Regions from separate parts of the Homo sapiens genome. Here region 1 is linked to region 2. A link is a contact called in ENCODE Hi-C or POLR2A ChIA-PET data. All regions are on one chromosome and are shown on one strand. The core of a region is the stretch at or near the end of the contact, and the rest is flanking DNA. Distances in the headings are between cores, read along the strand shown.

The links. Hi-C counts contacts between places; a loop is a spot of excess contacts on that map. ChIA-PET counts read pairs that join two places held with the same protein, here RNA polymerase II (POLR2A).
Region 1: a loop to region 2 is called in a map of CD4-positive, alpha-beta memory T cell, with 8 times the contacts of the local background. The contact joins two enhancer-like sites. A Hi-C loop is called at or near these places in 1 of 168 maps with a recorded cell type or tissue (CD4-positive, alpha-beta memory T cell). POLR2A ChIA-PET finds 5 or more read pairs at or near these places in 1 of 52 experiments (activated naive CD4-positive, alpha-beta T cell).

Annotation. Positions count from the first base shown.
Region 1 is chr15:60,619,296-60,622,219 of GRCh38, forward strand. The region is part of intron 2 of RORA (RAR related orphan receptor A); the gene reads right to left. The region is part of intron 5 of RORA-AS1 (RORA antisense RNA 1); the gene reads left to right. Among named protein-coding and RNA genes, the nearest start is that of RORA-AS2, 61 kb to the right of the region's middle. RefSeq lists an enhancer at 1,006-1,506. Within about 2 kb of position 1,381, at least 2 of the 41 ENCODE cell types and tissues checked have a DNase peak (open chromatin) inside an H3K27ac peak, as active enhancers do.
Region 2 is chr15:60,422,433-60,425,255 of GRCh38, forward strand. It overlaps ICE2 (interactor of little elongation complex ELL subunit 2), which reads right to left. Exons shown (of 16, transcript NM_024611.6): 16 at 1-1,330. The coding sequence ends at 1,202. Among named protein-coding and RNA genes, the nearest start is that of ANXA2, 26 kb to the left of the region's middle. Within about 2 kb of position 1,264, at least 5 of the 41 ENCODE cell types and tissues checked have a DNase peak (open chromatin) inside an H3K27ac peak, as active enhancers do.

The sequences.
Region 1 (2,924 bases), core at 131-2,630, 200 kb after region 2:
TGACTCCTCCTATTATTGAGGATTGAATTTAGTTTTATGCACTGTCAGCAGCCACCTCAGCTGCATTTGAACAATTTGGGGACAAACTATCTTGGGGCTACAAATATGGCAACCCATAGTCACAGATGATGTATCATGATGATGCCTTTTACGTCAGTTCATAATCATCAGGGCTGAGGAAATTTTGTTTTGCTTTGTTTCCTAAAATCTTTTAAAATTTTATTGCATAAGAATATCATAACATATAAGTCAACTGAGAAATTTAGTAGTAATCCTGTAACACTAAACACATTAGCTGCTTCCCTCCTTCCCCTCATCTCATAGCATTGAAATCTGTCTGCATACAAGCGGGAGTTCTGCCTACAAGTTGGTCCCCACATTTTCTGTATTGCCACTTTATCATAATGAGTCATAATGTATTATCACACAAGGATCATCCATCTTGACCACTTCACTGTGGCTCAGGAGCTGTGAGGTCCACCAAACCACTCAAGATTTCAGGGCTTTATGCTTTTAAGATCCAGAACCACAGGCATTGTTTGAGGCACTTTCTGCAGAAGGTGTACCGCATCTTTGCCTGCTTTTGCAGGCCTCAATGGACAGACAGCCGTAGTTCACTAGGCTGATTCTCTCTGTTCATTTATTCAGGTTTCCAAGAGCTCCATCCACCTTCTCTGACGTCTTCCCCAGTCATTCCTGCCCCTAAGATTCTTCCTGTCCCTTCAACTCCTGAAGGTCCCACGGTCAGCATCTCTCACTATCTCCTTTTGTAGCTAAAGTATAGATGCTTCGTTACCCTAACCAAACTCTGTTGCTTTAGAGTGAGGAATCTACTTTAGACTTCTTTGGAGTCCCAGGATATCTGGTGCACAGTAAGTATTAATGCATATTTACAGATGGATCTGAATAATATTTTTGAGATAACCATCAAATGGAAAGTAAGTGAAAATAACATAGAAAATGTGAAAGGGAAAAAGACCTCATGGTATTAGCTCAAATAAGGACAGGGACCACATCTCATCCCTTAAGTGACTTAATCTCTCTGTGCTTCAGTTTCCACATCCAAAAAATTGAAATCATAATAGAACCTACTTCATAGGCCGTCATGAGGATCAAATGAGTTCTTATGTGTTAAGTGGTTAGAACAGTGTCTGGCATGCAGCAAATGGTACGTATTTTTAAATGAAAATAAAAATTAAGTAACATGGTAATGTCCAAATCTAGGGTAGTACCTGCCACAGAGTAGCTGCTCAATAAAGGCTGAACTCAATTACTGTCTGTTTTGTGACACTTGCACCAGCATGGACCTGGGAGGGAGCAGCAGCTGGGACCAAGGGGCTGGCTGGTGACAGTATCTTCCAGGAGAAGTGTTTGGGAAAGCAGTAAGCTCCACACTCCAGTTCAAAGGCTCTGGAAGTTACCAGGTTCTGCCACAAACTCGTTTGGCTGGAGTGCTCCCAGGTCTGGGATGTGTGGCTTTTCGGGTTAGTCCAAGGCACAGTTGCCGGGCACCCTGGCGCTGATGGCTGCTGGGGAGAGGGGGACAGCCCGGAGCTCCGCCTCCCACTAGCAGCTCAGAGCCGGCACGGAAAGTTACTGCATGTGAACGTGGCAGGAATGATGGAAAGCCCAGGGCTGCCAAGTGCTGCAATCCCGGGCTGCGTTTCTTATGCTCACAGGCACCAGCTCTTCAGGGAGTCTAGTCTATACACGCTTCCTGCGCATAACTGTATTCTTTCAGCAGTTACTATGCTTTGGCGTAGAGGGAGGAGACAAAAGTTTGAGGGAGTGGCAGTGAGGCATGAGCCAAGATCCCATACACAATGTCTTCCTTGCCCTAAGATGTTCCTAAGAAGAACTTATAATTTCACCCACTGTATTGTGTATCTCTGAACTTTCATCGAATATATATATATATATTTTTTAAGAAAATACCTCTTTATCAAGTTCAGCCCACCAGAGGCTTCCATTTGTCTATTTGCCCATCCATTTTTTAACAAACATCTCCTAAGCATCAATTATCTGTCAGCTACCCAACTAGGCCCTGGAAACCCAGAGAAGCTCATAGTCCACTGCGGAGCCAGAGAGTAAATTGTTGCTATATAACATGAAGGGCTATAACCGGGGCACACACAGAGAGCTACCTGGCAGAGAATTATTTCTGCCAGGTGGGGACAGCAGCCTGCACAGGCTTGCAGGGGTGCCTTGTTAGAGCTGGGCTTTGAAGAATGACTCCAGTGGGGAGGTCACCAGGTGAACAAGTGGCCTAATTAGGCTATGATGTACATTTATCATCTTTGTCCCACACCTGCTTTTTAAGCGAGGCTTTAAAAATACAAAAACAGATTGTGGGTTGGGGAACAGTATTGTATCAATGTTACATTCCCTGATTATGATCATTGTACTGTGGTCATGGAAGAGAAAGACTATGTTCCTAGGAAATCTACACTGAAAAAGAGTAAAGGGTGGGGGCCGGGCGCAGTAACTCACACCTGTAATCCCAGCACTTTGGGAGGGCGAGGCAAGCAGATCACCTGAGGTCAGGAGTTCGAGACCAGCCTGGCCAATACGGTGAAAACTCATCTCTACTAAAAATACAAAAATTAGCCGGGCGTGGTGGCAGGCACCTGTAATCCCAGCTACTCAGGAGGCTGAGGCAGGAGAATTGCTTGAATCCGGGAGGCGGAGGTCGTGGTGAGCCAAGGTTGCACCGTTGCACTCCAGCCTGGGCAACAGGAGTGAAACTGTGACTCAAAAAAAAGGAAAGCGGAATGTTCCCTCCATGTAGTACCCATAGTATGTGTATACTCCCTCTATAATAGTATATATAACAGTATTTATACATGGGGATGAGAATGATAAGCAAGTAGAGCACAAGGTTAATAATTAGTGAATCTGGATAAAGGGTGGGTGGGAGTTAGTTA
Region 2 (2,823 bases), core at 14-2,513:
TAGTTTCTTAAGTCCAAATTTGCTACAGCAACATCAGTTGATTATGCCCTTTTCCAAATTCATCTGCAGGCCCGGAAAATTTAAATCAATCAGTATAGATGAGGATAAAAATAGCTTATGCTGGCCAGGCACGGTGGCTTACCCCTGTAATCCCAGCACTTTGGGAGGCCAAGGCAGGCGGATCACAAGGTCAGGAGTTTGAGACCAGCCCGGCCAACATGGTAACACCCTGTCTCTACTAAAAATACAAAAAAAAATTAGCCAAGCCTGGTGGTAGGTGCCTGTAGTCCCAGCTACTCGGGAGGATGAGGCAGGAGAATCGCTTTAATCCAGGAGGTGGATGTTGTGGTGAGCTGAGATCATGCCACTGCACTCCAGCCTGGGCAACAGAGCGAGACTCCATCTCAAAAAAAAAAAAAAGCTTATGCTTTACCACATTAACCTTGTCATCTGGAGCAATGACACTGACTTTTTTTCTGGAAAACATACCTATCTCTTTGCTTTCAGCAGTGTATTTCAACACTCAGCTTGAATCTAGAGATAGAGGCATCTGTCATCAAACATGTTATACCACCAAATTTTTTCTTTTATTAAACAAACTGATGGTTGCCAAACAAGAAGTCAGTAATCTGACTTTTCAGAGGCAGGGAGTTTTTATTTTTGGCTTCTGTAATGGAATTTCACCAAGTTTTTAAAGGTATTAACTTTATTAACCTGTAACATTCATCATTTTAAAGGAGTATATAAAAACTGTCAAAATGGGTCAGAAACAAAGTTTGCGATGCTCATAATCATCTTCAGCAGTGGCAACATTTAACTTTTTGAGTCAGTCGCAACAGACTGGCAATATAACTAACACAATACATAACGATAAGTGTTGTTCTTGATAAAAAACCAAATTATTTTTCTATTTACAATTTTTAGAAAAGGTTTAATGTAAAAATATTTTTCTTCTTTATATATTTCCCTGCCATGATAATGTTAAAACATATCAAGATCCTCCTCAAACTTCAAGGGTGAAAAGCATACCATTCCATTTTAGTTGAAATATTCCTTCACATAGCCAACACATTTTTTCAAGGCACTCTAGCTACTACAGGAAAAATGTTCCTCTTGCCTACTGATTATTTTCCCTCAAACTTATCTAAATTAAACACTGTTATAACTGTTTTTTTAAATTTAGTTTTCCATGGTACAGTCCTCAAGTTATTTTTCTTTTATGTGGAGCCACTCCTTCAGTTTCAACTTGCTGAGCAGGCAAGCAACTGCTTTTGGTTTCCATGGAAACTGGATTCCTGTGGCTGCGTGTAGGCATTCTCGTTCCACCAATCTAAGAGATGAAGCAGAGAACAGAATAGCTTAATGTATCTACAACATACCTATATACAGTCAACTCTGTAGTATTTATACATGTATTAACCACCTTGCAAATAAGCTCTTATATATTTTTCATCTCCAGCTAGCTGGCTGTTTCTAAACAAGTTTTAATCTGACACATTTTTAAGTACTAAACTTTCAAATAACCATCAGAGAAGTTGATAGATCTGAGTAGATGGGGAGCAAAGTGAATGGGGAAACTATTCTCTGTGTTAAATTTATTAGAGGTTGAAAAGATAAATTAGAAATCAAGGGAATGACAGGCCTTATGTGTGATGTGTTTGAAATAATTAAACTGAAGGACAAGAAAAAGGAAGGAGTAATAGGGAGGGAGCGAAAGGAAATACAAGAAGGTCAGAGGTGGTAAACAGGGAGAAGAAATTACATGGACAAACAAGAAAGATAATAAGAAGGGTAGGGAAGATAAGGAAAGAAAATTGAGGAAAGAGATGAAGATTAAGAAAAAGGGAAGTAAAAAAAAAACAGTAAAAGTGTAAGGAAGTTTCAAGACAAGAACCCAAGTAGCAGGGAAATCCTGAAGGGCTGAAAGAGGAGAGCAAGAAAGAAATAAGAAAAGGGGAAGAAAAAACTGGAAGGGGGAATACAGAGGATGGGGGAAGGAACTTTGCTGTGGTTCTACCTTCAAGTCTACCCTTCCTTACCCTCACTTTCTAGCTCACACAGTCAAAGAGAGGTGGTCTATTTTTTTTCTTTTGAGACAGAGTCTCGCTCTGTCACCCAGGCTGGAGGACAGTTGGCGCGATCTCTGCTCACTGCAACCTCCACCTCCTGGGTTCAAGCGATTCTCCTGACTCCAGACTCCTGAGCAGCTGGGATTACAGGTGTGTGTCACCATGCCTGGCTAACTTTTGTATTATTAGTAGAGATGGGGTTTCACCATGTTTAGGCTGGTCTGGAATTCCTGACCTCAAGTGATCTGCCCGCCTCAGCCTCCCACAGTGCTGGGATTATGGGCATGAGCCACCGCGCCCAGCCAAGGTGGTCTATTCTTAATACAGAATCCCTTGCTATGTAGTCATGTTAAAGATGTGATCTATAAAAACAGTAATGGAGAAGGCCAATCTCACAGAGAAGGACCAAAGCTGTATAGCCTGAAACTATTTCCACAGAACCTGCCCATATCTGCCTTTATTTTCCCTGGCCACCTTGTTCTCCTCTATTTCTTCATATCCCGTCCAGTCAATTTCAGGCCTGGGACTGAAGGGTGATAGTGTAACTCCAAGCACTCTCTCTCATAATGCTAGCCCAACAGAAATACTATTGGCATTTGCTCCAAGGGGTTACAGACTCACTGAAAAAGCTCGGACTCTGGCTTCCTTTATTTAATATCTACTGTCCCTTTAAAAAGCATTTTTTTTTATTTACATTTACCTGACCAGAAAGGACAAATTGAGTACAGATTTGTCTGTGTGAATCTGATGAAAT